Linked DNA regions of Homo sapiens: regions 1, 2, 3, 5 and 6 are each linked to region 4. Evidence: chromatin loops called from intact Hi-C (ENCODE). Cell type or tissue: PC-3. All regions are shown on one strand. Each heading gives the region's core, and the rest is flanking DNA. Links, peaks and the distances in the headings are about the cores only.

Region 1 (5,485 bases), core at 169-5,168, 250 kb after region 4:
TCTCCTCCCTCTCCTGTAGCCTCTTCTTCAGGAAGCATCTGGTCTAAACAATTGCAACTACAAATAAAAGAGGTAACCCAAATCTCAAGTAGAAATGCAGGGTACACCAAAGTCCCTTGGGGAATCTTAAAATGCATATTCCCAGGCCTCACTCCCAGAGAGTCTAATACTGAATATTTAGCACAGGGCCTGAGAATATGCATTTTAAAGGCTTGTTTGATGATGCTGATGCAGGTAGCTCAAGGACCACACTCTGGGGGAAACTTTATGCTGTGCTGTGGAACTGACTATCTGTTCTCAATAGATGTATCAAGGTGATGGGGAGAGACCAACACAGTGCAAACACTCGTCCCCCATCATTGCTGCCTTTCCTCTGCCTTTAGGGCCTGCAATCTAACAAGGTTTCATCAAGGACCAGAATTCTAATTGACAGAGGATCTGGTATGGCTGGAGAGAAAACAGCATTTCAGGTGAGGCAGAGCAGTAACAAATGGTAACAAGCTACATTCCAGCTTAAGTTTCTCTGAGCTGACAACTCACACCCTCCATCAAATCCACTCTTACCAGCACATTCTAGAGTTAAATGACTCCACTGGCAGAAAGTCCTGCCTCCCAGCTCACCTGCATAGTGCATACTTGAAATTTGGAGCCGTTTTTTGTTGTTTTTAATTCTGCACTCAACAGCAACAGGGACATCAAACACCATCCTCAGATAGTTGAGAACCATTTATGCAGTGTTAAGTAACACACTCAGAAAGGCCATGGTAAGGGAAATGCTAAGTTCAAGTATGCTCTGAATCAAGATTTTGCATGAATTCTTCCATGGTTTGAATTCCTATTTATAATAACAGTTTGGAAGGTCTTCCATAGGTCCTTTCAGCTTTCAGTAGTACAACTTGGAAATAGTTTATTCTCTCATAACTCATATGGGAAGTGTCTGCCAAGCCTCAAACAGTCTTTTTTTTTCCCTGACAAATACTTCAAGACAGGGCTGCACTCAAGCATTCAAATTTGGTAGCATTAACTCTAGTAACATAACTCTGACAGTCCACTTAAGGAGGGGAGAAAAATCATAAAACCCTTCTGCTTCACTTAATTTAATGTTTGACAAGTCCCTTAAAGAATAACTGGGATATTCTCACCAAATGCTTTAAGTCCTGTTTTTACCACATCTGTCCCTGGAGTTTGTTCATGGACATCTTATGATATAATAAATCCTTCTTTCCTGACACCCAGCCCCCAAACAAGGAATGTGTTAGACAGACGGTATTAATCACTGGGTGGCAATCTGATTTCGAGGCAGATATCGTGTGACAGGAGAATGGCATGCTTCATTTTGCATTGTCCTCACCACAAGATGCCTTTTAGTCAAAGCTGGTCAGGTGAGAACAAATATTTTTCTCTATTTAAGAATTTAATGGGATCAGCCCAAATTCAGTTCATGAACTCAACTTAGTCACATGTGATTGTGGCTAGACATCAAATCCAGCAACAGAGGCTGGATTTCTGTAGTGGAGAATAAAATGGGGATAATTGTGGTGTTTTTTTCCCTGTGGTCTTCTATGTATCCTGGTAGGCATTCCAAAATTGGAAAATTGGTATTTTTCTGATGTTGGACATTGCTATTTGAGTCAGTCACATTATGCAGATGCATTTCAGACTTTCTGTAGAGAGTTTTGTTGTTAGAAAAACTATCCTACTAAGTAGGATCAAAGGCACTTTCTCTTGCAGAGTAGTTTTCAAGGAGAAGATAAAAGCAATTTTTATTGGTAAAAGCTAACTCACATTTAGTTAACCAACAAGCCAACCGGAAATCATTTATTGAGCCTCTCTTATTGCCATTATACTGTAACTCTATAACAGTATAACAATACAATAGGACCAGTCCTTACTTTCCAGAACTACAAAATCTGGGTAAACAGACAAGACTTACTTAGGGTGAGGGAACAATTATAACTCCCATATTCAGCCCTGTGTATGCTTGGTCCATGATAGATATTTAATCATTTCTTACATATACAATAATTGACTGCTAAACTTTAAGGTACAAATAATAAATTCTGGTCATCAGACAAGAGATAATGTGAGGTTTTCTCAAGCTTCTTTGACCATGGAACCCAGCTTTCAGGAAGCTCTTCAGGTAATCATGTTCCATAGAACTTGCTTTGGGAACTTTGGCTCAAATGCACATGGGAGAGGTGGAATTCCTACTATATGAATTCCAGGAAGAGGAGCAAAGAATTAAATGGATGGAAATGAGGGGAGAATCGAGGCAGAGAGAATAACAAAAACATAAGGTGAGGACAAAATTAACCTGAAGCATGGGGAGGTAAAAAATTTTTACCTTTTATAATTGAAATCATTAGAGAATTAAGTGGCTTTTACAATATTCTATATTTCTAAATAGCATCTGTTTTAGCTGAAATAGTGAAAGCCTGAGGGAGGCAAACTTGTGACAGTACAATAAACAATTGGTTTTGTATTCTTATGGAAAACTAGCAATCAGTGAAACCATGTTTAGGGTGCAGAGCACAGACCACCATGCCCAATAGTCTCATAGTTCTCTATGTAAGCTTCTGTAGAAAACAGGGATAGGGGATGGGTGGGGGGACCTGAGGAGGAACATGGGGAAGAAGGGGAAAGTCTTATTTTTTGTACCTTTTTCTAAAGTAGGAGATGCCAATATGACATTTGTGACTCTAGATGTTTTTGTTTCTTCACTGATTTTTCTATATTTTATAATGGCCTTCTAAGGGCATTATCATTTCTTACCATCTCTTTTACTTTCTTTCTTTCTTTTTTTTTTTCCTGGCTGTTTCTTCTTCCAAATGAATCTTCAGGAAAATTCAGGTTTGCTACAGGATTTAGACAACTTTTTCTGTTCTGTCTTGAATGTGCAATTAATCAGTTGTGTGTTGAGCGAATCTCCTAAATTTCTTTATTTCAGCTTCCTCTTTTGCAATAAAGGAGGTGAACTGGAAGATGGTCTCTAAAATCTTATCCTCCCTACTAAAAGAGCCATTTTTGATATTGAGACAACCCCTGTCAAACAAAGAAAATCCACACTCCACCTAAGCCCTGTCCCAGTGATCACTGCCACCTGGGGGCAGCCCTTTTGCTGTGTTTATGGCCTTTCCACAAAGTTCCATCACTACACTCAATCAGCCTATATTCTTATGGTGTTTCTGCAGGTCTGTCTTTTCTACTACAATGTGAAGTGCTTGATTCAGGGGCCATATGTTTTTCATATTTTCTTACCTAGTCTTACTCCAGGAGGCAACACTCCAATGCAATATGGCCTAGTGGTTAAGAACCTGGTGATTTCAGTCTTGGCTCAGCCACTTACATGTTGTATGGCCTTTGGAAAATTGCTTATGCTCCCTTTGCCTCTGTTTCTTCACCTGTAAAGGGAGGATAAAAATAATAGCTTTTACTTTGTGATCCCATTTAACAAACACAGAGCACAAGGCACGGTGATTAAAAAAAAATAGCTTATTTTCAGTAACCAACACATACCAAATGACAAAATCTTTGAATAAAGGAATAAGTCTACCAAAAGGAAGTATGGGAATGGATTGGTGGATTGGTTTTATATTTATAAAACCAATGTTATTATATATATTTACACACATACACATATATATGTTTTCCCTGCAAATTTTATATATAATATGTTAATGTGTATATATTATTTGTATATATTAATATATTTGTATGTCTATTGTTTATATATTAATATATGTGTGTGTATATATAAATATATATAATTCGTAGGGAAAACAAAGTTGAATAAGACATAAATTTCATGCCACTATGAAAATTACAGTCTAGAAGGGAAATTAAGACACACACACGAATAAATAAAATGCTAGATAAAATCAGTACTCCATAAGAAAAAGCAAAGTGTAGCAATAGTTCAGAGGAGAGGAGAAGATAAATGATTTCTAACAGAGGGATCAGTAAAGGCTCTGTGGCTGAGCTGATATATCTTTCAACATAATAGAACTGTGTTTACACAGCATCTGTTTCATCAACTCCCTTAGAATTCTCCCTCATGATTTAAAAAAAAAAAAATCCTCCTTTACAATACATAGAAATGGAGACTTAGAGGGTTAAATTTGTTACTTGTTTAGGGCTAATAACTTAAATTCCAATATGTTTTGAACAACAAGGACAGGGGATGGGTATTCCCAAAGGGTGGTTTACTATTTTGTGCAACCAGAAAATTTTTGCTGCCAAGCACCAAAGGCATATTCATGAGCGTAACACCAGGAGAGCAGCCAAGGCCCCACTTGAGCTGCTTTTATTGTTTGTCTAAAGTGGATGTTTATCCAAGCAAACTGCATTGTGTTCCAAAAGGAGATTCATCATACTTGTCTTTGTGGTTACAGAGCAGGAATCAAACTGATGGGGTGATGGGTGCCTGGGCCAAAAGCAGAGATGCTCCAGATCAGAGACCCCTCCCTTTGCCTGGTCCTTTTCAAGAACAAGAAAATCTTTGGAATGAAAATGCAGTGACTGACCTTAAAGGAACCCATACCCAGGGTTTTACTTTCAGGGAGTTTTGGACACTTGGGAAACCCAGCTCAGCCACTGGGAGCTTTCATGCAAACCACATAGAGTGCAGAACCAGTTTACGTTTGTCTAACATGTAAAGTCTTCTCAAATTCTCCAGAATTAAATCACATTTGGGAAGTTTGGGTGATTCTGGAGTACACAGCCCAGATTTCCAAACCCAGCACATACATGCAAATGGAAACATGGCCAAAGCATTCCTAACTGCATCAAGGTTATTGTTAAGTAGTTTCTGAAAGTTAAATCCATACATTTCTCAAATTTGAGCCAAAATACATTCCTGTCCTTAAAAGTTCATGAGGTTATTTGAGGTGTGACTTTTCAACTAGCCCTATATTTGAAATGATGATCTTGCCTTTCAGTGCCTCAAATAACACATTAGGTTGGTTTCAAATGACCAAATCTGAGTCAAGTGCAGATTTTTTTTTCTTACAGTATTTTATTATGCTGCCCAGGCTGGACTCAACCTCCCAGGTTCAAGATATCCTCCTGCCTCAGGCTTCAGAGTATCTGGGTCTACAGGCATGCATCACTATGCCCAGCTTAAAGTGCAAAGTTTTAAGACGTTAGCCTAGTGCCAGCCCCTAAGAATATATCCAGGGTCTTCAGTGTGAATGAGCACCCTTCTTTCCTCACGGGGCCCTCATGCCATCTCACCCCAAGTTCCCTCAGGGAAATTAATTTCAAGTACCATCTTCCCAGGCTGCCCCTACAACCATTTTGACAGATGACTGTCCCATCCCTTTCCTCTTCTTCCCTGCAGTTCTGGAAAAGGATGATGTCTTTATCTCCAGAAATATTGACCTCTTTAAGTACCTGAATTGAGAAGGTCTTTCCTTCTCCCTAAAGGGAGATTTGCCGTAGTCCTATATTCTCTCCCTGGCAGCAACTTTTCCAGTTCTTTCTCCTT
Region 2 (5,485 bases), core at 196-5,195, 490 kb after region 4:
AGACCTGCTGTATTGAGTAAAAGGAACTGCAGTAAATAGGCTGTTAGTAATGTAGTGGCAAGGGGAAGCATTCTACAGTCTTATAATCAGGTCTCAGTCTTTGGGTGAGCCTCTGCCCCTGGACTGTGAATTTCAGCAGTGTTTCTCAATTTTGTTTTTTCCACCTTAGGTGGGACAGGATGGCTAAAGGGAATTGGCATTGGGTATTTTCCTTCCCCTACATGGAAAGCTAGAGTTGGCTACAACTCTATGGATATTTGTATTCCCCCAGGTTGGTTACTCTGATAATATGCCAGCAGACTGGCTCTGATAAAATAGCTTCTCTTCAGGGAAGGCCTTGCTAAAAAGAGCAGAATGCACTGGCATATTTTAAAATGGTTTCTTGTCTCCTTCCCCAGCGGAAACACGAGAGGCTTTTTCTCTGATATTCACTGTTAGGACCTGGTAGAGTTCCTGGAGGCAGAACAAAATTGTGAGAACCTTTCCTCACAACCCCACTGCACCCTCTCCCCCGGAAGATTGGAAGTCCCCTAGAGTTTGTAATTTTCACAGTTGTCCACATTGGGCCTCTGGTAATGCTTCACTTTCAGTGTATGTTTTCCTACACTGGTACTCGTTGCCACAGAGGTGTATGCTCACAGGTTTCTGTTCACACAAGCTGTGATTTTCTGTATCCACCTGTCAGTCACTCTAATTTGGGGAGGCTGCAGTTAGTCCTGTGACCTCACTTCTCTGATGGGTCTCAGATTGCTGCTGATTTTTCAGTTTATTCAGACTTTTACTTATTATTAGGACAGAGTGGTGAACTTCTAAGCTCCTTACATGCTGGACCAGAAACAGAAAGTCCCTTGACTAGTTTTATATCAGAGTTTTGCCAGCCACATAGTATTTTTTCATTTAATTTTTTAAAAGAATATTCAAATTTATTTAAATAGGCAGATAAAATTCTATGTATTTATTATTTACAATATAATGTTCTGAAGTATACACACATTGTGAGATGATAAAATCTAGCTAATTAACATATGCATTACCTCATACTTAACATTTTTGCAGTAAGAACACTTACCATCCACTCTCTTAGCATTTTTCAAGAATACAATATATCGTCATTAACTATAGTCATCATGCTGTACAATAGATCTTTTGAACTTATTCTGCCTATCTAACTGTACTTTTGTATCCTTTGACAAACATCTCCGCAACTTCCCCACCAGCCACCTCAACGTCTGGCAACCACCATTCTACTCGCTGTTTCTGCAAGACCAACTTTTTTAGATTCCATATATGAGTGAGACCATGTGGTGTTTGTGTTTCTGTGCCTGGCTTATTTCACTTAACATAATGTCCTCCAGGTTTATCCATGTGGTTGGAAATGACAGGATTTCCTTCTTTTTACAGCCGAATAATATTTATATATATATATGATATATCTGATATCTGATATATATAAGATATTCATATATACATATGACATATATATCACATTTTCTTTATCCATTCATCTGTTAATGGACATGGGTTGATTCCATATCTTGACTATTGTGAACAGGGGTAAAATAAACATGGGAGTGCTTAGATGTCTCCCCAACATACTAACTTTATTTCCTTTGGATATATACCCAACAGTGGGATTATTAAATCATATGGTAGTCTTATTTTTAATTTTCTGAGGAAACTATATACTGTCTTCCATAATGGCTGTACTAATTTGCATTCCCTTAGTGTGCAAGGATTCCCTTTTCTCTACATTAGTGTTCTCATCAACACTTATCTTTTGTCGTTTTGATAATAGCCATTCTAACAGGAGTGAAGTGATATATCACTGTGGTTTTTTTTTATTTGCATTTCCATGATGATTAATGATGCATTTTTTCATATGCCTATTGGTCATTTGCATGTCTTTTGCCTATTTTTAAATTGGGTTGTTTTTTTGCTATTGAGTTGTTTGAATTCCCTATATATTTTGGATATTAACCCTTGTATTAGAAGTATAATTTGCAAATATTTTCCACTATTCTGTAGACTGTCTCTTTACTCTGTTTCCTTTGCTGTCTTTTTAATTTGATGTAATCTCATTTGTCTATTTTTGCTTTTGTCTCCTGTGTTGTTGAGGTCATATCCAAAAAGAGCATTTCCCAGGCCAATATTGTGGGGATTTTCCCCTATTTTTTTTTTTTTAGTAGTTCTATGGTTTTGGGTTTTACATTAATCCATTTTGAGTTGATCTTTGTATATGGTGTGAGGTAAGGGTCTAATTTCATTCTTCTGTATTTGGATATCCAGTTTTCACCACTGTGTGTTCTTGGCACCTTTGTCAAAAATCAACTAGGTGTAAATGTCATTTAGTTTATATGGCCTAGGAATTATCTAATATTTAAGAATGTGGTACAATTTGCACGTAAGACTATCTGAACCTGGTGCCTTTTTTCAGAGTGGTAGGCCTTTTACTATCTTTTTTTATTTTATTCCTTTTATTAGCCTATTTCAGATTTTTTTTTACCTCCTTTAGTTAATTTTGATAATTTGCAGTTACCTAGAAAATTATCGATTTAATCAAGATTTTCAAGTCTATTGATATACACTTACAGACAGATTCTTCTCTTTTTTTTGAGACAGAGTCTCACTCTGTCACGAGGCTGGAGTGCAGTGGCGTGATCTCAGCTCACTGCAACCTCCACCTCCCATGTTCAAGTGATTCTCCTGCCTCAGCCTCCCAAGTAGCTGGAACTACAGGCACACACCACCGTGCCCAGCTAATTTTTTTGTATTTTTAATAGAGGCAGGGTTTCACCATGTTGGCCAGGATGGTCTCGATCTCTTGACTCCGTGATCTGCCCACCTCGGCATCCCAAAATGCTGAGATTACAGGCGTGAACCACCACACCCAGCCTAAAGACAGATTCTTAAATAATTTTTCCTATCTACCATTTTGTTGCCTTTCTCATTCCAAATATTTATTTGCCATTCTCTCTGTATTAATCTATTAGTGGAATAGCAATAGTTTTTGTCTATTTCATAAGTCTTTTCAATTTATGACCTATAGGTTTTATTGTTAAAATCTTTTTTGTGGTTGTTGTAGTTTAAAAGTATTTCTGTTTTTGTCTCTATTATGCCTCTCTTCAATTTCGTTTATTTATCTTTTCTAGTTTTATGAGTTGAGTGCTTTAAGGAAGACAATTTCATATAAGACTGTTTATTCCAGTAAGGTTAATTCCTACCCCCTGCCAACAATAAAAGTCCAATATCATTATTCTGCCACCAGGTGGCTGGCCAGTGATACTGATTTATGGTGACATAGCAGGGCTCAGTGTTAATCTCTGATGTTGGCAAAGTAGACACACAGCAGTGAAAGAAGCCATATCCCACATATATAATTTTCATCCTTCCCACCACACTTTCAATAAGCTCACTGAGCAATCACTGGAGTGGCCAAGGAAAGTGGCTGCTGACTTACATCCCTGAACTGGCCATCTGGTCCATCCTTTGCCATCTGATTGAGAAAGTCCTTAGTTTTGAGGGCCATTGGTGAGCATTCATAAGGCACCAATACTGACACACTCTGGACCTAAGGTGGGGAAATGGGAGTGGTTCAACAGGTGCAGGTGATAAGAAGTGCATTGTTGGCAGATAATTTAAATAATAATAATAATAATGGCAACTACGATTTAATCTTCTTCTTCTTAGCACCATCTGCTAGCAATTCCAAACAATGCCAGTTCACAATACTCCCTCTCAAAAAACTTTCTGCTGGTCTAAGTTCTAAAAAGTTGCTTGTACCTGGGGCAAGCCACTCCTACCACCCACCCTTGGTATAATAGAGGTTTCCATCCACTTACCCTGCCCCTAGATCCTCTCATTATCAATCCTCAGTATTGTTCTTCTCTAGTCCCTGATGACCCAGACAAGTATTAGCCACTGATTATAAGTCATTTTAGACTCGTAATGCAGGACAACTTTCTTTCCAGGATATGTGAAGAAAAGATATTCCACATATAATTCTGCCTATTACAGAGAGGATTTCTCTTCATCATTGTCCTTGTCATCACACACAATTGAGGTTAATGAGAACAGTCTGCATATAGCACAGTATCACCTAAAAATCAAGTTTAATGTTTTGCTTCTTTAATCAACTGGTCATAGGGTACTCCTCCCACCCATGAAGCTATGTAAGCAGGTAGAAGGTGATGTGGCTATGCATCAACAGTAGGAACACTGAGAATGTGAGCCGCTTGCTCACACAACTCACTGGTACATTTAAGGCCTGCTTAAACTCAGTCTTATGTCACTTGCTTAGCCTTGTTGAGTAAGTGCTGCTAGGCAACCCAATTTTATGACTTGATAAGTAAGATAATACCCATTCATGATAGGCAGTCTTGCAGCAAACTAGATAGAACCCACATCTAGGATAGGAGCTGATTGGAGTTACTATTACTACCTAACTAATTTTACAATAATCGACTGATATTCTCCAAAATTACTTGTTATTACTAGGTAACTTGTCATGAAGATAGGAGGATTCACCACTCCTTTGTCTTTCAACTTTGTGATGATGTTAATAATTTCTGCAATACCTCCAGGTATAAAGTATTGCTTCTGATGTATTGTTCATCTGTGTTCTTGAAGTTATTTGCATAAAATTGTTCATACTACCCCTTTACTATCCTTTTAATGCCTCTAGGATCAGTAGTGATGACCTCTCTTTCATTCCTGACAACTGTGACTTGTACATTCTCTTTTTTCTCTGTCTTACTATATTTTAATCAATTTTATTAACATTTTCAAAGAACAAACTTTTGACTTTGTTACTTTTCTCTATTTTCTGTCCCTTTTCTATGTAAATTGCTTTTCATTCTTGTATGTATCATTTTCATATTTCTTCTTAATTTTGGTTCAATTTCCTCCTTTTTCTGTCATCTTCAAGTAGAAGTGTAGATCATTTATTTTAAGCATTTTTTCTAAAATAAACACTTAAAAGTATAAATGTCCTTCTATGCACTGCTTTAGCTGTTTCCTACAAATATGAAATACCTTCATTATCATGTAGTTCAAAATACCTTTTTCTCAAGTTGAGAATTCTTTTATTTATTTATTTACTTATTTTTTAAATTATACTTTAAGTTCTAGGGTACATGTGCACAACGTGCAGGTTTGTTACATATGTATACATGTGCCATGTTGGTGTGCTGCACCCATTAACTCGTCATTTACGTTAGGTATATCTCCTAATGCTATCCTTCGCCCCTTCCCCCACCCCACGACAGGCCCCCAGTGTGTGATGTTCCCCATCCTGTGTCCAAGTGTTCTCATTGTTCAATTCCCACCTATGAGTGAGAACAAGCAGTGTTTGGTTTTCTGTCCTTGCGATAGTTTGCTCAGAATGATGGTTTCCAGCTTCATCCATGTCCCTGTAAAGGACATGAACTCATCCTTTTTTATGGCTGCATAGTATTCCATGGTGTATATGTGCCACATTTTCTTAATC
Region 3 (5,485 bases), core at 203-5,202, 390 kb after region 4:
AATACTCATGAAATTTGTCTCAAAATACAAACACCAAAGGCCCAATAAATCAGAATTTCTGGGGTCTGGATGTGTGTAGCTTTAAAAAAAAAAAAAATATATATATATATATATATATAACTTTCCAGGTGTTTCTGATTTTTATCCCATGATTAACATTGCCAGAAAAGCAACGTGAGGAAAGGGAGCCCAAGATAGAGCCCAAATAAAAGCCAACACTTAGATTTGGTAAGGGAAGGGAATGTTGGCCAAAAAACAAAAGACCAAGAAGGTGCAGCCAGGAAGTAGAAAGGAGCAGAGTGGAAAATGAGGACATGGCTCCATGTGTCAAACGCTCTCAGAGACAAAATGAAGGTTCAGAGGACTACAACATGACTGCTGAATTCACAATGTGGTCATCTCACCAAGGGCAGATTGCATGAAGTCCAGGGTACAGAATGCAGAGAGAAGAGAAATAAAGGGTGAGTCCAAGGTGGGGGAAACCAGACTAGGAGTGAAGAATTAGGGTAGGAGTTATAGGGGGCATGGGATCAAGGTGGGCATGTAGTTTCCATGGGATTATTGTTCCTTCCTTGGCAACAGGAATTAATTCTCTCTAGGACTTCTCTGCATCACCCATAATGCTCAGCATGCTGCCTTATACCTAGCTCACACACATGAAAAAAAAGAATTAATTAAAAAGCTGGGTGGCCAAGCGCAGTGGCTCATACTTGTAATCCCAGCACTTTGGGGGGCCAAGGTGGGTGGATCACTTGAGGCCAGGAGTTTGAGACCAGCCCGACCAACATAGCAAAACCCTGTCTCTACTAAAAATACAAAGATTAGCTGGGCATGGTGGCACATGTCTGTAATCCCAGCTACCTGGGGGCGCTGAGGCATGAGAATCACTTGAACCTGGGAGGCAGAGGTTGCAGTGAGCCTAGATCATGCCACTGTACTCCAGCCTGGACAACAGAGTGAGACTCTGTCTTAAAATAAAAAAAAAAAATAAAAATAAAAACTTGTAAAGTGCATCTTTTACAATTTAGAGGATCTCTTCAAAAACACAGACTTCAAATCAAATGGATTCCATTACCTTTAATTATTCCAAGACTAAGTATGCCCCTAGTATATACCAGACACCCTGCTCACCACTGAGGATACAGACAAGACATTGTCCCTGGTCATAGGTTTATAAATGGGGGCTATATAGGCTTAGAGGAATGGGTTCTTGGGGGAGAGAGGTGATTCCTCAAGGGTATACACTGTAGAACCTAAGTTGAGGGGTCATTTAATTTTATAGCAAGCCACCAAGTCATGTAAGTGTACAGACTCTCTCTATATATATCTGTATCTATATATCTATATCTATATCTCTCTATATATCTATATCTATATATCCATCTATACCTATATCTATATATACATGTATACATAGTGTATATATATATATAGATATATACATGTATATACAAATATAGATATACTTGTATATATAGATAGAGATATAGATAGATATATAGATATAGATATAGAGAGAGGTATCATGGCTCACTGCAGCCTCAAATTCCCAGGCTTAGGTGATCCTCCCACCTCAGCCTCCTGAGTAGCTGGGACTACAGGTGTGCACCATCACGCCTGGCTAATTTCTTGGATTTTTGGTAAAGACAGGGTTTCACCATGTTGCCCAGGTTGGTCTTGAACTCCTGAGCTCAACCGATCCTCCTGCCTCATCCTCCCAAAGTGCTGGAATTAAAGGCATGAGCCACTGCTCCCAGCCCCAGACTATATTTTTATGCTTCCTAAACTTTTCCATGAGGAGGTCTAGAGGAAATTTGGACTCTTTCATTCCCTCCTTCTGACGTTGTGCAGGCAGAATAAGACACCTAAAGCCAGGAAGCTACTTTGGGGAGCCCCAGCTCACAGCTTTCAGCACATTAATGAGTTCTCCATTCCTCACAAACAGTGGAAATATCCCCTGCTACTTAGTTAAAGGCTTCAGTGATCTCCCTTCTTCTCAGCTGGAGAAACTGCTGGGCTCTCTCTTCCTTTGGGAGCTTGCAGAGGTAAAGGCCAGGACTCTCTGAGAAGTTTTTAAACCAGGGAATCAGGCTATATTGGGGACAAATAGTCCTCTACCATAGTTCAGAGAGCTCTGGAGATAGGAAGATCCTTAGGATCCTCTCCCCAAGAGGGGGCACTCAGCACCTGATTGGGGTCACCTGGCCACTAGGGGGCTTTAGCAACACACTGGAAGACAAAAGGATTGAGATCAAAAGCACTTTGTTTTCTTGAGAACACTGTAGCCCTCTCATTTGATAACACATTCTTATTTCTCCACCTAATCAAATCCTCCCAATACTTAGAGGTGTCAAAATGCTCATTAAAAATATAATGACAGTCAAAACCCAGTGTCAGAATAAGCACAGAGCTTTAAACCAGTACTGTACTAAATCGTTTAGGATTAGCACTTCTCCAAGGAACGATGAAAGTAAAGTCATAGACTGTCCATGAATAAAACTGAAGAAGGTGGAGGACAGCCAGGAGCTGCATCCATTCACTGCTTTTCAAGAGAGGAAACAGAAGAGTACAAGAGACTTAGGAAGCTTGAATGACAGTAAAGAGAAACTGAGTGGAAGATGCTTTGGTCATCCCTGGGGAATTCACCACTCCAGGGCATAGTTTGATTTCAGAGGCATTTGGAGTTAAGACCCTTGCTTTATAAATGAGATCCAGGCAAATCTAAGTGCTTACTTTAAAAACATCCTTTCCTAGCTGTTCAAAAGAGAACAAACTTAGGGCCTGTCATAAAATGTGCCTGGAAACTATTAATGTATCAGTGGTCTTAAATGAAAACATTTCCTGTAAATACACAAGATCCAACACATGTTAACTAAAAGTAACTTTTTCTTCCAGAGGATTTCATACTTCATAACTATCAAGTAGCTACCATACCTTTGGTAAAATTAAACCTTCATTTACAAATATGCCTTTACATTCCAAAAGGTTTAAAGCTTTACCTAAAACCTTGAGATATTGTTAAATAAAAATCACTACATGAACAGCATTAGAACTATAAATTTTAAAAGGCCCACCAATTAAAGAGTAGTTTACTTTCTCATTTTTTAAATTCTCCAGAGTGTGAGTTTTTCCTTCCCCTATAAAAAGTCGTATATTACATTAAAACAATACATGAAACAAAACAGTAGGCTGTTCAATTTTTCAAGAAACAGCCCTGATTAAAATCATATTTCTCTTCAATACTTTCATCTAATGAAAATTGCAGAATTCCACATGTATGTATATAAATTTCAAAATTTCATATATACATAGATGTGGAATTTTTACATATAATATGTAAATTATAAATTATAAAAATGTATATAAATGTAATATATTATATATGTTATATAATATATTATATAAATTATATAATTTTATATATAAATTTCAAAATTTATATACGTAGGTGTGGAGTTCTGCAATTCAGAATTGCTAAACCCAGCCCAATCTAGGGCTGAAATAATTTCAATTCTTTTGTGTTATTTTTAGACTTTTACCTTTGATGATTTGTTTTTAGGTGTAATATGGTGAATTTGGTACATACTGGGCACATTTTTCTTTTACTAACTTGGGCAACTTAATAAAATTCGTTCAAGACCATTCATGTAAAATATATTTAAATAACTTTGAAATGTTATTGAACAAGAACAACACTCCCAATAGAAAGTACAGATGAGGGAGGTTCACTTGTACTCGTTAGCTAGGGCTTCCATAACAAAGCCCCACAGATGGGGTGGCTTAAACAACAGAAATGTATTTATTCTTCATAATTCTGGAGGCCAGAAGTCTGAGATCAAGCTATCAGCAAGGTTGATTTCTTCTGAAGCCTCTCTCCTTGCCTTGGGATGGCTTTCTTCTCCCTGAGCTCTCACATGGACTTCCTTCTACATGTGTCTGTGTCTGTATTTCCTATTCTTATAAGGACGCCAATCAGCTTAGATTGCCCCACCCTAATGACCTCATTATAATTCCCTCTTAAAAGACCCTATCTTTAAACACAGTCCCATTGTGAGGCACTGGAGGTTAATAACTTCAACATATGAATTTGGGGGGACAAAATTCAGCCCATGACACTTGTCTTCAATGAGTATGTGTCATATTCCTAATTTAATTGGCCACTATTGGAATACTTCATGTTTATTAAAAGGGAAGTTCACAATACACTACAAATCCTTTAATAATATTCTGAATATAAGAGTTATGCTTATAAATAAAACCAACATATCTGAGCAAGACAGAAGTTTATGGAACTCTTTGGGTAAATGTCTTGGCCCTAGGAAGCATATTTTTATCCAAAAATATTTTAACATACTTTTTTCTAATTATAAAGATAATATGAAGAAAATGTTTAGTCTTTACAAAAGACTAAAGAAAGTAAAAACACTCAAAATCAGTAGAAATTACCCAAATCCCATCCTCCAGAAGTTATCATTGTAACTATGGTGCTAGACATTCTGAACATCTGTGTACATACAAAGACATACACACACAAACACACACAACTTAATATTGATGGAATTGTCCTTCCTACAGAGTTGCTTTCTATTGCATTTTTTTAATTTAAAAATAATATGCTATTGAAATATCTTTCCATGCCAGTGACTACAGTTATGACTGATTCTTTTTAGTGGCAACATACAGTTTCATTGTATGAATGCATAATGATGATTTTGATCCATCCTTTATTGATAGATGCTTAAGTCTCTAGTTATTTTATTCCAACTATTTCTAATGCTCTGATGATTTGTATATATATTTTGGTGTATTTGAGATAAATTACCTGAAGTGGAGTTTTAAATTTTGAAATCCAGTATCAGGCTGCCTTCCAGAAAGTTGTACAAATTTTTATTAATAATGCCTAATTATTAATATGCACTTTAATAACACAGTGAGAAGTCAGTCACCTGCCCATCTTCACACATTCTTGCAAATATATGATATCACCAATCTTTAAATCTTTGCCAAATAGTTAAGTTCAAATGTGATAACTAAATTTTGCTTTATTTGCATTTCTTGAGTTACTTCTGAGTGTTCTTTTATTTTTGTATCTTACATAAAACATTTATTCTCATTGCATTTATTTGAACAAAATGTCATTTCTAAGCCATCACAGAAAAATAGGCAATAACAAGATTATGAAGTATTTCAGGCATCTAAATATATCCTGTCAAATTACCCTTTCCCATCCATACCTTCAATGGTGATAACTTATGACCTGGTAGGAAATGAATCAACCAATCAAATTCTATCTCCCTGCTGTGTTCACCAGGATATCCTAAGAAATGTTGCCAGTTGGCACTGGAGCTGAATGTTAAAGCCTTCCATGGGATAGGTCTTGGTTATCACCAGTCACAATCATGTGTAATTTAAAATCAGAAGAAAAGGGAGAAGATACAGATACAGTTTTTTGGTAGCAGGGGAATGTCTTGTTTAAAAAATTACA
Region 4 (5,485 bases), core at 336-5,335:
TGTTTTCCATATTAAGACACTGAATAAATTCTATAATTCTTTCATTAAAGTTTTGATTTCTACGGTTTTTTCCCCAGATTTTAAAGAAAAAATCCTCAGTGTCTAAATTAAAGCAAAGCCAAGTTCTTTTCCTTTCCCATGTCCCAGCTTTCACAATGCTTTTCTTCTAGAGTTCAGAAGCCAAGGGTCATCTAAGCAGCTGCCCCTATCTGGTTTCTGCAAGTCTAGATGGAATAAGACAGATAGCAATTTATTGTACATTTTTTGGGATGGGTGGAGAGATAGGAAGCTCTAAAGAATTCACATTCATCTGGCAACAACAAGAATGCTTGTCTGCTATCCTTAAGATCCAGGGTTTAGACCTACAAAGCATTCTTTGATAGCTCCTGCTCTGAATGCAGTGTGGACCCTGCGAGGAATTCCTAGCAGCTCTGCTCTGGTCATTTCCTTCTGGGAAGGCTTTTCACCTGGCCTCCAAAGCTCCACTGAGACCTGTCCCTAGATTATCTCTCCAATTAAGGCCCAAGTTAATAGACTTCCCTTATTTCTTAGACATCTGGTTTAGAGCTTGGTGCCTTGGGAATCGCCAAGTTCTGCCCTCATGTGGACATCCCAACCTTGTGAAATTCAAATGTGGAGGAGTTCTTTCACTAACAAGGCAGCTTAATGGGCCTGGGATTAAAAGCACAGCGGCCTGTGTCCAGGACTAGTTATATAAGAGAACCTCCAAGAGAGGACATGTTTTCTCCAAATAAATAAGGCAAAGAGGCTACACTCACTAGTGCCACAGCTGGGGAGCAACTGTGAGCAATGAATTTCTCATGCTAACAAATCCAAGCTCTTTGGAAAACAGATGCTGAGCGCTGGGACTGGCACTGGATCTCCCCTGGCAGGAACTGCAAAGATTCAGAGATGGAAGGGTATCTAGAAATCATTTGTTCATAAACACAGCTGAGGGACCGCAACCTGCTTTTATGCCCTGCCTGGGCTGCCCTGGTGGATCTCTTCCATGCAGTGTTTCTATGAGGAAGAAGGCAGACATGCAAGCTTTCTGCAGCCCACGCTGTACAGAAATAATTAAACAGTTTTTCTTAACCTCTTGAACTTTTCATTTATTATTGCCATCCATTATGTCTACCTTCTCAAATCGCAGAATCCCAAAACTGAGCTCTGGGGTCAAGGGTTTATTGTTTAATGGAGATAGAACATTTTGTAAATTGCACAAAGTCACAATGTTTATAATAGAAGCTTCTGGTGTACTGAATCTTTTCCATTTAACAAACAGTGAGCTTTGACATGTGTTCTTCCTACATAGCAAGAAATCTGGGGTAAGTGCAGTACTGGCATGAATGCATTACCAAATCCTTCCTGTAAACCAAGTGACATCTGCAGTCAAATAAAAACATTCCTTCCACCAAATACCAGGAAATTCTAAAAGTATCACTATTCTTCTAAGGTCATGCTAAAATGAAGTTTTGGCTTTTAGAACACAGAGTAAGGATGAAGAAGGCCAACATTTTTGTCCAATACACATTTGTTGCTACAAGTCCTTGGGGACAACCTCCTGTTTCAAATATGAACATGTGTATGGAGAATTATTCCTAGGATTTAACCTTCAAATGAAAAGTGTAAATATTTTAAGAAAATGTATTAATGTTAAAAAATATTTCTGTTGTCTTTGTTTTTGCTAGAATTTGTACTTTCCAGTCAGGAACGGATTTGCTTGAAACAAAGCAAACATCCTCAAAAATGTACCCAGCCAAAATAACCAATGTATAAATACTTAGGATTAACAAAATATGAATATTCTTCAGTAAAGAAACTTGACCAAGAATTGGAAGTCCTTGGGAAATAACAGAAAAAAAAGTCTTAAACCTAAATTTTTAACCCTTTGTGTTGGAGCTCTAATCAATATATTTAAAGGAAATAAATGTTTGTGCAACATATTCTCCTGCGTTTTTTGGGGGGGACTTAATATAAATTAATGCTAATATAAAACCTTTTGGACTATAAGTGTAGTTACTGAAAACCAATGTAAAAAGTGACATTCCATGAGTGATTACCATAACTATTTTCTTAAGTCTTCACAATTGTCTCACAGCACCGGATATATTTTTGGCTATTTTTTATGAGGTAAAAACACCTATAATACATACATTTTACATTTGTAATGGTTCAGGCAGCTTTCTCTGCAAAATTCTCCATTCCTGAACTTCCCTGGCAATGCTCACTTAATTTTTTTCTCACTGTCTAAGTTTCTAAAAGAATTGTGTAGTATTTAGTGTTTGCCTCAATGGACTCTTGCTTACTGTGGGCCAAGCAAGACCTCGCAGGATTCAGGCTCACCATTGCAAATTGGCCAGCAGGTGTCACTGTGGGTTTGGGTGGTAACCCAACTGACTACAGAAAAGAATGACTGATGAAGGGGAGTAATAAGAAAAGGAGAGAAAGGGAAATACAAAAGCAGGTTCTTAGAGGAAGAGAAAAGTGAATTAAAGATCGCTGATGTTTCCATAGACCTTTTCTCTAGGATTTCAGTGTTCTTTTGTACCACCTCCCTGGTTCTTGTTAGCCCAGATAGGAATTCACTTGCATAAGATCTGTTGATTCTGAGTTAGTCACTAAGGATAACTTCACTAAATAAAATAGCAACAGAGATGAGCAAAGTTGGGAAGAGCTGGATTCCTGCAGCCTGTTCCCGACTACTCAGGCCTTGCCTCTGGGCTTCGTTGCTGTACGTTTTTTTGAACCATAGGCCCCTTTGTTTAACCTCAGAAATGTACAAAGTCTCTCAGCTTTTAAATAGGTCATAGACTTGTGGCCCAGAATAAGATTTTGGCTATCCCTAACCGTTCAGTAGTAAAATAAATCCTACTGTTTCATTACTTAAAGGGGCATCTTGGCCTGGAAAGTTGGTCCTTGTATCTCTCAAAGATTTGGATTGCTCATTTTCAACAAAGCTAGCCTGTTCAAGTCACATCTCTTTCTGAGTGCATGGAATTTCTTAATAAATAAAATTTCAATTTGTAAAATTAACACATATTTCTTGAACACCTGTCAACTTTTAAGAATAGCTGGCCATAAAAACTCTCTGTACAACGAGGAATTCACAGATGGCCTAATTTGAATAACAGGCTATAAATTGATTTCTTTTTTGGCTTGATATGTGAAAACAGCATCCATATTGTTGGTGCAGAGAGCAGGCAGTTTGTTAAAAAAAAAAAAAAAAGGATGCATGACTTGACTTCTCCAAATAAGGCATAACGTGTGTGAAATATCTTAATTGTAGTCAAGTTCTGAAGAAAACAAAGCAGAAAAAGGCTTTAAAGAAAAACAGTAAGTTTTCTACCTTCTGGAGAACCTTTGTGCCACTGTAACAATTTTATTTTTTATTTTTATTTTATTTTATTTTTGAGATGGAGTCTTGCTCTGTCACCCAGGCTGGAGTGCAGTGGCACCATCTCAGTTCACTTCAGCCTCCGCTTCCCCGGCTCAAGTGATTCTCCTGCCTCAGTCTCCTGAGTAGCTGGGATTACAGGCGTGCACCACCATGCCTAGCTAATTTTTGTATTTTTAGTAGAGATGGGGTTTCACCATGTTGGCCAGGATGCACTGTAACACCTTAATGTCTTCTCTGTTCCATCTCACATCATGGACTACCATCACATGATGATGTCATGATACCTCATGGCTGGAGACTGGACCCAGGAGGGTTAGAAACAAAAGCAATTCCTCTGTTATGAACATCCTGCAGTTTATATCTGATTTTAATTTCCTTACCTTTAAGTGTACATACATTAAGTTTCTTAATGATCCTTCTTCTAGTGCTGATTCTAAAGATTAAAACTATAATGTTAAGAAAAAAGAAAAGAGGATAAATTTGCAGGTTCAAAAACATTTAGAAAACTTAACTACAAAGTATGAACACTTAGTTGCCATCTAGCTTAGTCATCTATTCACAGAGATTAATAATTCTGGAGGAGGCTGGTTTGGTTCCACAGAAGATGATACAAGAGATGGCTTATAACTCTTCGTGAAAGTTCTTCAGGAAATCCATGCATTCATATATATGCCCCCTTCCCAATTCTCATTTGTGTATAAGGATAGGTCATTAATGTAACATTGTTTTCTCTGGTGCTCAAAGATTAAGGTTCACTTTTGCTTAGGATTTCTGGCAGAACATGTAGGAATCATAGCAACAGGCACTACAAGCACAAGCAGCTGATGGGTGTGGAGTGGGAGAAGAGAAAGAGGGAAGAGGGGTGTTAAGGTATAAAAATATTTATCCAGGGTAACAGAGTATCAACAGAATTCCTTTCAATTAGATGTATACATCTGTGAGGAGTGGACTCCTTGGCCATTGGTTTATCCTTTGGAATAATGCCCCACCATTTCCATGACAACTTATTAGACAGTTAAAAAATAATAGTGAGCACAATTCTTTCTGAGCCACTATGCCCTTTGTCTACTATGACTGTTATTGCATCTGTAATCACATAATATGACTGGGTATCTTGTGTAGGTGTAAGTTATCTTGTGCACACATACTTCTGTGTCTGCTAAACTCCCCTCTCAACACACAAAAAGCCTAGTTTCTCTAGGATAGGAGTTGCATGTTATACATCTCAAATCCCTGAAAACTTCTGCCTTGGTGCAAAGCATTTGGTGGGAATTCAATGAATCTTTGTTGAATGAATGAAAATTATAAAGGATACTTTTGTTTGGCAAATGTTGGTATTGCTAGATTACTTTTATGTAGTCCATATAAATAATTCACTTCTTGTGGTTCCATATCCTGATGTGAAAATTATGCATTTACTGTGCTTTCATAGATATTAATGGGGGCTATTAAAATCTAGAGATTATTTCTTGGTTGGTGGTCTTAGGCCTGGCATTGAATGAAAAAGACTTGAAATAAATTTTAATTTGTAAAAAGAATAAGTCTCTATGTATTGCTTTGTTAAAGTTTAGCAGTTTGCGCACATGATTTTTTGTATTTATTTCACAAAGAACAACAAAAAGACACTAATTTTCCTTAATGTTAGTATTTAATATAAAAAAGAAAATAGAGTGGAGTATAAAGGGATAGAAACAACCCATCTGTCCTTGTGATATTTCCCCTTTAACATCAAATGTTTTGTTTAAAAAGTATAGTTTAAAAATGGAACTGTAAATGTAATGATCTAATTTAAAAATTTAAAGAAGGATTATATTTATGTGCCAGTACATCAGGTTTAGTTATTATGTACCAAATGCTATTATATTTCTGTTGGGAAAACATTTTTTAAAGTTATTTAAAGCATTATAGAATGTAGCAAATCAAGCCATTACTTACACTTTTTGGTGGAGGGGGCAGTGTAAGGAAAATGTGTGGAAAAGACTAATGTTTATGTATAATGATTTCATTATCATATTTCTACTCTCTTTGTCATCCAGGGTAAACTCAAAGGACATGTCATGAATTCCTGAACCACAATAAATCTGT
Region 5 (5,485 bases), core at 140-5,139, 710 kb after region 4:
ATCACAACTATACATGTAGAAAATAAATGAAAAACAAAATAATTCCCCAATGTTATATAAATGGCAAACTGTGGCTTGGCATACACAGATTCAAACACTCTATCTCTGAAACAGACAGAGGTGAGGACCATGTGTTCTGATAAATTGTGTTACAGGGCTAGAAAGAAGGCCTATATGTCACAGATAGGGGTGAAGAGTTTTAATAAAATATCTAGTTTCTTAAACTATGAGAGTGAACAATGCAGTATTTCTAAATTAAAAACATTTTATATTGAAGACAATTTTGAATATTTGCAACTACATTGATAAACTCAGTATATAATTAGTCAAGTGACTAATCCATATCCCTAAAAGTTAACATAACCACTTTATTTTTTAAAAGGTATTTTTATTAAGAAGGTAAAAGATTCCTGTATATTCAGGGTCTCTCTAAGCCCCAGTAATATTATAGACACTCCACTGTATTATGAGCAACCATCAAGGCCTGCTTTGAAAGAGTTTTTTCTAATCCACAAGATTTCTAGAACTTTCAAGGAGGCTACACCTCTCTCGGTACTTGTCAGAGTCCGCTCCCCAAATGAGTAGCCTACTTTCCTTAATTTAATGAGCTCTGTGCAGGAAGAAAGCTGTTTAAAAAAAATGTACTTACACATGTAAGAAAATGGTGGATGATACAGAGCCATACATTGTTCTTTTTTCCAGTGTCCACAGCTTGTGAGTGAGATCTTGTCCCTCAGTTAATGGTTCAGTATTCAGAATATTCTTTTTCTTGAGTTTTGGATACCACTCTGTGAGCTAGGAGCCATTTATCATATAATATTCTCTTTACTCTACAGGACTCTTCCCTGTCTATCAGCCCCCTCCACCATACCCCTTCTCTTGGCTCCATGCTTGGGGAGCCGAGAGAGGCCAGTTATCAGCACGACGTAATTGCCAACTGCTGAGTCCATTAGGAAGGGCAGGCGAGAAATCTCTCATTAACTAAAGCATAAACTTTCTTCTTATCTACAGGATTCTTATCTAAGTTCAGGCTATTGTGCCACAAATAGAACCCACAGGCCAGATATAAATATTAATGTTTGTGTTAAAAGTCCTTCAAATATGGCTGGTACTATCTCTAAAGACCTACACATATGATATAATTTACTTCCTCATCAAACAAAATTCTTGGCTGTGACTTCATCAGGAATGGAAGAAAAACAAAGGGAGGCCTGGGCAGCCCCCTCTGCCTTATACCAGCTCATTTTGGGTACAGTATCTTCCAAAATGGATTTGGATTTGGAGATCCAATTATACTGAGCATTTTTTTTCCTTCTTATTACAGACATAGACAACTGAAATTCACATAAGTGATGCTGGCTGGCAGAAGAAAGTTCAGAATCCCTCATCCCTTTCTTCTCTCTGCCAGGCTCACACACCCCGTCAAAGGAGAAAGCACAATTTTGCTGACCCTTTCAGGGACAAGTTGCCCTGGAACAAGTGAGCAAGCCAACTCTTGAGAATACTCTGGAAAAGCAAACAGTGGATTATCTTGGATGTGTCAGTCCCGTAGGCAGGTTTTCCCACTTAACGCTGGCACTCTTTTCTGCTTTGGGATTGCCAGACATGACTCCACCAGCAGGCACCCCACTCCCAGTCCCAGCTGTGTCCATTCCTCGTTCCAGAAGACACATACACATCTCAACTAGACAGTTATTTTAAATAGTCTACTCATAACTATGATTTTCAAGAATGTTGCAGCTGGAAAGTGAGGGGAAAAGGGCTTACAGATTATCCAGTCCAGAGGCTACAAATTCAAATTCTTAATGGGGTCAGAGAGGTACTGGAAAGGAGTGAAGCAAGCCATATATGAGACAATATGGAAAGGTGAGGACTGTGGCAAACCACCTAAAAATGGTCCCTCTGATTAGAATCAAACATTCCCATTTCAACAAAGAAACTAAGTCCCAAAGAAGTAAAGTAATCTGTCAGGATGAAAATTCAGTTTAGCTCATTTTCCACTAAACAGGTTATGCCTAGGCAAGAAGGGGAGAGTACAACGTTCTCCAAATCTGGTCTGGGGGTACATAAACCTTTGTTTTAGACTATTAAAAATGCCATCCTCCCAGGTATGTACCCTCCCAGTTTTACTCCACCCCATGGGCTGTGGTCAAGACCACATTCATTCTCAGGAATGTTCTGTCTGGGGAGAATTGCCGGGATATGATCTGTGGTCAGTGAGAAAGCCCTTTTGATCCCAGCCACAAGAATGCAGCTGAGCTCTGAATCCCTCTCTCCATAAATCAGAGTCCTCTTAGGAATGGCTGGGTGTGGCTCCCCACACAGGTGCTTGGTCACTTCAGCAATCCTAAGGGGGCACTCCTTCACTTTGAAAGTCTTCTAGGAGCTGCTGGAATCAAAATGGTAAATCCAGAAGACTCTGTGTTCACAGACAAATTCTTCCCGACTTTCTGGGCATCTGTTTTGTTCATTCCTAGCACCCAGGTGTGAGTGCCTGTCTGCCTTGCTTCTGTTTGCTATTTTGTGTCTCACCTTCAACCCAGAATCTGACTCAGCTTGGGAACACTAGCCAAAGAGTCTTATGTGTACACTGCTTTTAATGTGTCCAAGGATGCAGAAGGAAGCAGCTATTCAAATAGTTTAAGAAGTCTGAATACTGCTGTAGCCTCAGATCCTGGGTCCAAAGAGCTGACTGAAGACTGGCTGGAAAATTTGGAATCTTCTCTCCAGGGGATGCCCATGTGCCTCTGGGAGGGGAGCTCTTCCCTTAGCCAGCAATGAACTTCCTGAACAGACCAGCCATGAGATCAGCATGATACACCTGCCAGGAGGACTTAAGGCCAGGTCCACTTATGAAGACTCAGATGTTCATGGTAGCTATGATGTTTTGCAATGGGCCAGTCATGCCCTGGGAGTCTCAAGAGTGCATCTTAATTTCTACATTCATGAAGATATAATAATAGGAACATTTACTAAATACTCAATGGGTTCTAGGTACCCTGATAAGTACTTTACAGAGACTACCTCATTTAATTCTCACATCAGCCCTATGAAGTTAGTTACCACTATTGCAATCTCTGTTATATGGTTGTAGAAATTGAGGTTTCAAAACATTAAGTTAATTTGCCCTAATTCACCAAACTAACAAATAGTGAAGCCAATGTTAAAATATACCTATTCGGATTCCAGGGAACCATTAACTGGAAAAACATATTTCTAGTAAGAAATCTCACCAGGTAGGTAATGTCTTTGTAATATGCCTGAGCAGTAGTCAGATACTGAGGCAAAGACTCTATCAGAAACTGGGGATGTGAGAGGGCCTCCAGATCACAAACAAAGAGTGGGATCAGGGATAGGTCACAAGTTCCACCATGACTCAAGCCTCAGATCTATGCATACCTCATAGGTAAGTAAGGAGATTTAGGCAGCCTCCCTGTGCTGGCTACAGAGTATATGGGTGCTGCAGGTGAAGGCCACCCCCACCTGGGACCAGCCTCAAAGGGGATCAAGCCTGGCAGTCTTGGAAAGTTGGTCTTGGGAAGGCTACAGGGCAACCTGCAATACACACTGAACACCCTTTTGCACTGGTAGAAAAATCTGTCTACTCCTTCCTGGTAGATGGGAAGACCGCCTTCCAGGGGTTTCCTCGAGGCCAGAGGAGATCTGAGCACATGTCACAGGTCACAGCAGGCAAGAACAACAGTGAGGCTGCTGCTCACCCAGCCTCATTGCTCCCTTCTCTGTCATTCTCCTTCTCAACCCTAGAAATGACTCAGAAGAGCAGCTAAGGTGACTCAGAGAGAAGCCCTTTCAAGTTCCTAAGAAAACATGCATGCAGCCAACAGTGAGGTGCATTTGCTCACGGCTGTGTTATTTTAAAGGCAAATGTGGCTCCAAAATGGAGCCACCATCCTAGCACGGGGCCAAATCACACTGTGGGCCATTTTTAGTGGAGAGAGACTGTTTACAATAAATCCAGGCAGGCTTTAAATGTTGATTTATTCTTCTTAAAAGCCGAACCACACCATGTGGATTGGCTGAATCCAATAAGGGATTCTGGGATTCATTATTTTAAGTGGGACACAGTTTGGGGGGATGTTGGCTGACAAGGCTGTGGGGAAAGGCCTGTGTGGCTGTTCTTAGGGCCAGGGTCCAGGACTCAAAGTCAGGGGATGCCCAAGACCTTTCCTTCTTCCCCTCCTCACTCAAGCTCCCTGACTTTTGGCCACTCTGCTAACACCCTTAGTACCTCTATTGTATGGAGAATTAAAAGGAGCTGAAGTTAAAATAGTCCTCTTTGCTCTTTCAGATGACTAAATAGAGATGATTTATGTAATGGCATTGCTCAAAACTATCTGCAGAATTATTCCCTTTATAGTCACCCTATAACTCTTTCCCTCCTCTCAAAATATGCCCAGAAACCTAAGAACATAGAAAAAACAGTTCCACTATCTCTATTAACAGGAGACATCAAGGCCTCCACGAGCCTCCAGACAGCTTTCTTGTTATTCATGTGCCTGGGTAGAGGCTTCAAACAGATGAATGTAGGGGAGGGAGCTCTGCTGTACTTTCTGCCCAATCTTTGTCCTCAGCCCACATGCTAAATGAGCACAAGGTCCTTCACTGAGACCTCCTCCTCTTTTTTTCCTTTATGCCCACCCTTGTCCTAGTTTTTGGTATCATCTGACAAACTAATTCACGTTGGTCACTAAGGTATATATGACTTCATGGACATCTACACCAAAGCAATACAGTTGGTCCTTGAACAATGCAGGGGTTAGGGGTACTGACTGCCACCCTGACCACACACTCAAAAATCTGTGTATAACTTTTGACTTCCCAAAAACTTAACTATGAATAGCCTACTGTTGACCAGAAGCCTTACTGATAACACAGTCATTTGACACATATTTTGTATGTTACATGTATTATATGCTGCATTCTTACAATAAAGTAAGCCAGAGAAAACAACATGTTATTAAGAAAATCATAAGAAAGAGAAAATATACTTATGATCCATTAAGTGGAAGAGGAACATCATACAATGGAAGTGGATCATTCATCTTTGTTGTCTTCATGTTGAGTAGGCTGAGAAGGAGGGAGAGAAGGGGTTGGTCTTGCTGTCTTGGGGTGGCAAAGATGGGATAAAATTCATGTATAAGTGGACCTTCACAGTTTAAACCTGTGTTGTTCAAGGGTCAACAGTACATTCTGAAAGAGAGAAGACATTTTTGCGTGAAAGAACATCCTCTAATTGTTAAAAGCCAGTACCTGTGAAAGAGAGGCCTTCCTAAGTCCTACGAATTCCATCATGTGCCTGGAGGCAGGCAGGAAGATGTGTGAGCAGGGCCAAGGCAGACAGGCTGGAGAGTCTGGGAACTGTGTGTGGGCAAGCACACCGCCAGCATCCAGGGGACAGCCATGGCCTCAGACAGCCATCTCCTTCTGAGAATGCCATCCCCTCCTCTCAGAGCCACCAAGGATT
Region 6 (5,485 bases), core at 217-5,216, 68 kb after region 4:
ACTTACCCATACTTGAAAGTGAATATTGAGATATTAAAATTAAATCTGATCATGTCATATCTATATTTTGGTGTCAAATATCCTTGTATGAAATGATAATAAGGATTGTCCTTTCTAACATATTTACTTCTCAGAATAAAAAGCTGGCACATCTATTTTAAAAATTACTCCAAATGACATGGCTTTGTCATCTTCCTAGCATTGCTGAGCTCATCAAATAAGATTTTAAGCTGCACAATCACAGGATCACTGACCATTTACAACTTCCAGGATACTAAAAAAGGACACTGAAGTAGGTGTTTGGCTTTCTAGAAGCCAAGGCTGAAGCTGATGCCAGATACTAGATTTAGTCTGAATCTGATGTTCAATGCATATCTAAAATTTATGTTTTTCTTCCCAGATTCACAGCTTCCATCTTCTTCTAGGTCTTGACTCTCTTGGTGTCTTCATTCCTAGGTTCTCTTTTCTAAGCTTCTATAGATCTTATGTGAGGTCATCTGACATTTAGTTATTATATTTCTTTTCACTTTCAGTGTCTTGCATTTTTGGCTTCATTGTCTTGCATGGTCATTCAATTTTTGTGTGCATACTTCGATTATTTCCAGCTCAGTAACAAACTACTTGAGATTAAGCATGGACATTATTTTCTTTAGATTCTTTACTGCCCTTAATGCTGTACGGCTGAGAGCTCCATAAAGAACATATGCTTTGTGAGTGAATAAATGAATGACATAATTCAGCTTTTACTGAACATCCAGAGGGGGAATAGTTGTTGTGTCTGTCTTGTGGAGAGGAAGTCTTAGTGCTGAGAAATTTTGCCAAGCTTACTGTCCCATGAATTATCATAATATGACAAACTGGCTTGGAGCTGAGTCATCCATGCCATGTCCATGTTATTAGATCTTGTGACATGGGAAATCTGCAAATGTTAGATCACAAGTACAACTAAATGAGTGTGGGTCTGTGCATGTATAAATATTCTGTTTCAAAGATCTCTTAATAAAGAACATGTACATGGGTTTATAGGCCCCAATTAAATGATATAAAATGAAAGTGACAGAGCCAGGATTTGAACTTAAGCAGTCCTGCTCCAAAGTTCCAGTTTTTAATTGCTCCACTCCACTGCATCTTTATGAGGTACACACAGAATCAGAGTAATCATCATCTAACCTTCATGGGCTCCATTAGCTTAGAAAGAAGCTCAGCTTAATGTCCTAGGCAGTGCCACAGCACCCCTGCCAGGAGTCAGATACTCATTTCCAGACCACCAGAAGCTAGTCCTGGAGGAAAGACCACATGTAGTCTCTAACTGAAGTTCTGGAAGAAGTTGAGGTGCCCTCAGTCAGGTGTGTGGGGTGGTTCCGAGTCAGTCTGAAAGGCCAGCAGAGTGACCATATAATTTACCATCCAAAGCAAGATTCTTCTGACAGTGAAAGGAAACTCTGTAATAATTATGCTGAGAATACAAACGTAAGCTGGGACCACCCCAGGCAGTTTTAGGTTTCTGAGTCTGGGAAACCTCCAAGGAAAAAAAAAATGTAACTAAACTTAATAAATTTGGTAAGACAATGATCCGAAACAGAATAAAATTGGGAAAAGGACAGTCTACCTAGGGATAGAATCCTAATACAGTTAACAATGTTTAGAAAAGAAATGGGCAAAGTGCGTATGACAGATGAAATAGTGGGGCAACAAAGTGCTTAAGTCTCTGACCTGGTAATCTGCTTATAATAGAATAGAAAATCAGTCGTCCTGAGTTGTCATTATATAAGTTTAAAAAAAGTATCTAGACAGGCAGAGCAATATGGAAGTGAGAATAAGCCAAGAGAACAAATGAAGCTGAGAACAGATTTCCAACAACTATTCTCTAGGTGAGGCCCGAATGACTCTAATAACAGGTGAGGACATCACTACAGGAACTCTTAAACAAATTTTGTGTATCACAAGCTCAGGGTGAACTTTAGGGAGCAAGTCTGGGTCAGCCACATCTGTATCTTCCTGGTGCCAAGACTGTTCCATGTTCTTGTCAGATGATGTGCAGGTATTTCTTCTTAGCTGTCTGAGTTTTCTGAAACTTTCAGTGATTGAAAAATAAATGTTAATAAACTTGGGAAATGTAGGACACCAACCATCTGAAAAGAGGTAGAGGACAAGGTCAGTATATCCAGGGACAAAAAAACTAATGCAGTTAACCCTGTCTAGGGAAGAATTGGGTGAGGCTATATGACAAGAAAAGACCTGAGATCTAAATTCAAGTTGAATATAAGTCAGCCATGCATTTCCAGATCAGAAAGAATAGGAATGTGACATCAAAAATTGGAAAGAAACTTATTGTTGCTCCAAGACTTGCCACGGACCTTATGAGGGCAGGATGTACAATTCTGACTTCATAGTTAGAAGAATGATGCAAAGAAGTAAAGTTTGTAAAAGGATGACCGGAAAGATTATAATGGTGGGAGCATGTTCTCTCCTGACATTTGATGAATAAAGACAGAAAGCTAAGGGTTGACTTAATTGTTTTCAAGGATCATGAAGAATATAGATAGTCACTATTTTGCTCCTTTACACTAGATTGAATAGGAAGAAATGGGCTGATATTGCTGCAAGAGATAAGTTGGTAATACTTAAGGAAGTACTTCTCAACCAAATATTGGGGCAATGAAGTGCTGAAGTCTCCGACTCTGAAATCTGTTTACAGTGGAATAGAAAATCACTAGTTCTGAGTTGTTACTTTATAACATATTTGATGTAGGAGGCTGGGGAGAGTGAATGGAGGAATTTGAGATCTGTCTCTTCACAGACCTGGAGGTTCTGAAACTGGTTGGAGGGGAGAAGGAAAAGTCAAAGTCAATTAACCATTAAAAACTATGAAGCCAGCTCTCTACCCGTGGGTCATGGGTGTGTTGAGATGGTTCCTCACACACCAGGGCCAAGCCTTCCCTTCTGAAATCCAGGTGGTGATGCTTTCACATTGTCCCGTGACTTCACCAGGGTTGTTCCTCCTCGTTCTACTTTAGTCCCTGGTGAGTCACCTGGGTGGAGACTCTGCCTTTGGCCCTGAGGAGGCAGCTGCTCCCTTTTGAGCTGGGAGGAGCAGCTTCTGTAGGTGTCACGCCCAGAAACTCCACGCAGCTTTGTCAAGCCTCTAAGCCTTTGTCAAGCCTCTCTGTCTGGTCAGAGATCCAAGACAGAATATCCACTATTATCTGGTATGGTATTCAGTCCTTCTGTTAAGAGAGAAAGGACACCTTTGCACCAGGGCAGTAGCCAACATCAAATCAGCTTCAGGAAACATTGAAGCCAATATAGAAGCACCTCTTAGAGTACAGCATCCAGCCTTTCTCTGCCCAGATGGCCACTTGACTTGAACCTACCTTTATTCAGATCTAGAAGCCCAGAATCTGCAGAACCAGAGCAACACAGCTGTCCTCACAGTAAGGTGCTGGTCTCCCTAAGGGGGAACATGCAATTTTCTGTTTGTGATGCAGGTAGTATAACCAGACAAGATGTCACTGAAGACTCACAACTTCTCACAAGAGGTAGGAGATCCATCCACAGAAGAGAAAGGGCACACAAACCTACCTCTTACAATGTGGATCTGTGTATAGTCACTCAGACCTTCGTTCTGAAATCACTAAATTAAAAAAGAAAAGGGAAGTGTAGCACCAAGAAGTGACTCTTAGAAAGGAATCCTACTGCCTCTTGCTCTTAGGCTCTGATTTTGCCTGCATTAGGAGTCCTGCATTTCTTGAATTTATTCACTCAGCAAATATTCATAGAGTAGCTACTATGCACTTACATAGGTACTGGAGATAAAATGATGAATAAGACAGACATGGAGTTTATACCTAATGGGGGGAGATAGACTATAAACAAAAGAAATAAACAAGAGAATATCAGATTTTGATAGGTGATAATAAATCAGGGTGATTGATGGAGAGTTAGTGCTGGGATGGGAAGATTAGTTTAGCTTGAGATATTGGGGACAGGCTCACAGAAGAGCTGATTAAAGAAGTTAACCAGCAACTTGAATGATAAAAAAGAGCTAACCAGGTGATGATCCAGCTTTCCAGCAGAGGGAATTGCTGGTGGAAAGGCCCTACGCCAGGAAAGGGATTAGCGTTCTGGAAGAAGGGAAGCCCATGTGCCTAGAGTTTCATGAGCAAGGAGCTCAGGGATCTGAGATGAGGCAGGAAAGCCTTGTCAGGAGGCAGATCTCTAGTGGTCTTGCAGCCATGGGGATAGTGAATTAAAAATCCTGTAAGAATTGGATTAGACTCCAGAAGTCATAGAGTTTGCCCTTCTCACTTCAAAAATGGAGAAACAGCCTAGAGGGGTAAATTCTGTCACTCCATCTCAGCCAGCCAAGCATGGTAATGTGGTGACTGAACATGGGAACTTCTGACACGGTTTCTGCCAATTTCTGCTCAACTCTTCCTGAATGCTAGAAAAGAGGGACTATTGAAAGTCATTAAATATTTAAGCACCTGCTCTTTAAAATATGTCACAATCATACTGTCTTTTTGACTCCCACAACTAAAAAATCATGGAGGAAAAAGTCAATCTTGTAGAATAGATTCCTATTTTCCATAGAGAATGATAGTTTGAACATTGGCTTTTCATTAAGAATTAAATTTTCTAAGGACCGAAAGTTTTTACCAAGAGCCCATGTTCAGGTTCTATACTTGCCATGAAGGCTTTTCCTAGCCAGGGCCATACTTCAGATGGGCTGCTTTTGATCCATAAGTTCAGGAGACTCTGGAGAAATGACTGGGTGAAACTTATTATGCACTTTTCCAATGTGGGGAGGACCAGAGAGTGTGGGTGTGTATGAGGAAAACACAGATGAGGTTTGGTCATTATTAAAGCCACTGGGGCTGGGAGCGGTGGCTCATGCCTGTAATCCCAGCACTTTGGGAGGCCTAGGTGGGCAGATCACTTGAGGTCAGGAGTTCAAGACCAGCCTGGCCAACATGGTGAAACCCTGTCTCTACTAAAAATACAAAAATTAGCCGGGCGTGGTGGTGGGCACCTGTAATCCCAGCTACTTGGGAAGCTGGGGTAAGGGATTCGCTTGAACCCGGGAGGCAGAGGTTGCAGTAAGCCGAAATTGTGCCACTGCACTCCAGCCTGGGTGACAGAATGAGACTCTGTCTCAAAAAATAAATAAATAAATAAAGCCACCAGGCAGCATGGTGTCATGACTGAGCACACGGCCTGTGACACTAGACTACATGAGTTGGAACCCCAGTTCTGCTGCTAACTCGCTGTGTGAATTTGGGCAAATGACCTCATCTCTTCCTCAGATTCTCTACCTGTAAAATGGGATGATAATAATATCCTTCTCATGGAGAATCAGATTAATAGCTGCAAAAGCATTTAGAACTATGTTTTTACATAATAAACACTATAGAAATGCTTCAAAGATTTTTTTAAAAGACTTGTAAAAAATGTAGAATTATCTTTTGCTGTCCTTGTAAAAATG

Evidence for each region. Peaks named below come from ENCODE experiments on the same cell type or tissue, not always from the same donor. Only the 100,000 strongest peaks of a DNase experiment are listed, where the experiment ranks them.
Region 1: it touches region 4 in a loop (5-fold over the local background); 3 of 110 quality-filtered maps call a loop at or near these places.
Region 2: it touches region 4 in a loop (10-fold over the local background); 9 of 110 quality-filtered maps call a loop at or near these places.
Region 3: it touches region 4 in a loop (5-fold over the local background); 9 of 110 quality-filtered maps call a loop at or near these places.
Region 5: a loop joins it to region 4, with 4 times the contacts of the local background. A loop is called at or near these places in 2 of 110 quality-filtered maps.
Region 6: it touches region 4 in a loop (2.1-fold over the local background); 7 of 110 quality-filtered maps call a loop at or near these places.

What each region holds. Positions count from the first base shown.
Region 1 is chr14:53,789,996-53,795,480 of GRCh38, forward strand. It overlaps LINC02331 (long intergenic non-protein coding RNA 2331), which reads right to left. Exons shown (of 6, transcript NR_184221.1): 3 at 3,347-3,401. Among named protein-coding and RNA genes, the nearest start is that of LINC02331, 58 kb to the right of the region's middle. In PC-3, for the core only: a CTCF peak has its summit at 3,101; no DNase peak of the experiment used is centred there.
Region 2 is chr14:54,022,591-54,028,075 of GRCh38, forward strand. No RefSeq gene overlaps it. Among named protein-coding and RNA genes, the nearest start is that of BMP4, 69 kb to the left of the region's middle. RefSeq lists an enhancer at 514-563. In PC-3, for the core only: CTCF peaks have their summits at 3,273 and 3,473; DNase peaks (open chromatin) are centred at 3,271 and 4,251; H3K27ac peaks cover 407 bases.
Region 3 is chr14:53,927,872-53,933,356 of GRCh38, forward strand. No RefSeq gene overlaps it. Among named protein-coding and RNA genes, the nearest start is that of MIR5580, 18 kb to the right of the region's middle. In PC-3, for the core only: CTCF peaks have their summits at 2,202 (motif pointing right) and 2,410; a DNase peak (open chromatin) is centred at 2,200.
Region 4 is chr14:53,537,314-53,542,798 of GRCh38, forward strand. The region is part of intron 2 of LOC105370504 (a long non-coding RNA gene); the gene reads left to right. Among named protein-coding and RNA genes, the nearest start is that of LINC02331, 310 kb to the right of the region's middle. In PC-3, for the core only: CTCF peaks have their summits at 620 (motif pointing left), 2,367 (motif pointing right) and 2,573; a DNase peak (open chromatin) is centred at 2,378; H3K27ac peaks cover 336 bases.
Region 5 is chr14:54,249,981-54,255,465 of GRCh38, forward strand. No RefSeq gene overlaps it. Among named protein-coding and RNA genes, the nearest start is that of CDKN3, 140 kb to the right of the region's middle. RefSeq lists an enhancer at 1,600-2,799. In PC-3, for the core only: CTCF peaks have their summits at 1,623 and 2,356; DNase peaks (open chromatin) are centred at 1,541, 2,231, 2,561, 3,771 and 1 weaker place; H3K4me3 peaks cover 2,061 bases; H3K27ac peaks cover 4,230 bases.
Region 6 is chr14:53,605,551-53,611,035 of GRCh38, forward strand. The region is part of intron 2 of LOC105370504 (a long non-coding RNA gene); the gene reads left to right. It overlaps LOC124903316 (a long non-coding RNA gene), which reads right to left. Exons shown (of 2, transcript XR_007064176.1): 1 at 3,375-5,485; 2 at 1-2,074. Among named protein-coding and RNA genes, the nearest start is that of LINC02331, 240 kb to the right of the region's middle. RefSeq lists an enhancer at 2,365-3,564. In PC-3, for the core only: no CTCF peak of the experiment used is centred there; a DNase peak (open chromatin) is centred at 3,051; H3K27ac peaks cover 679 bases.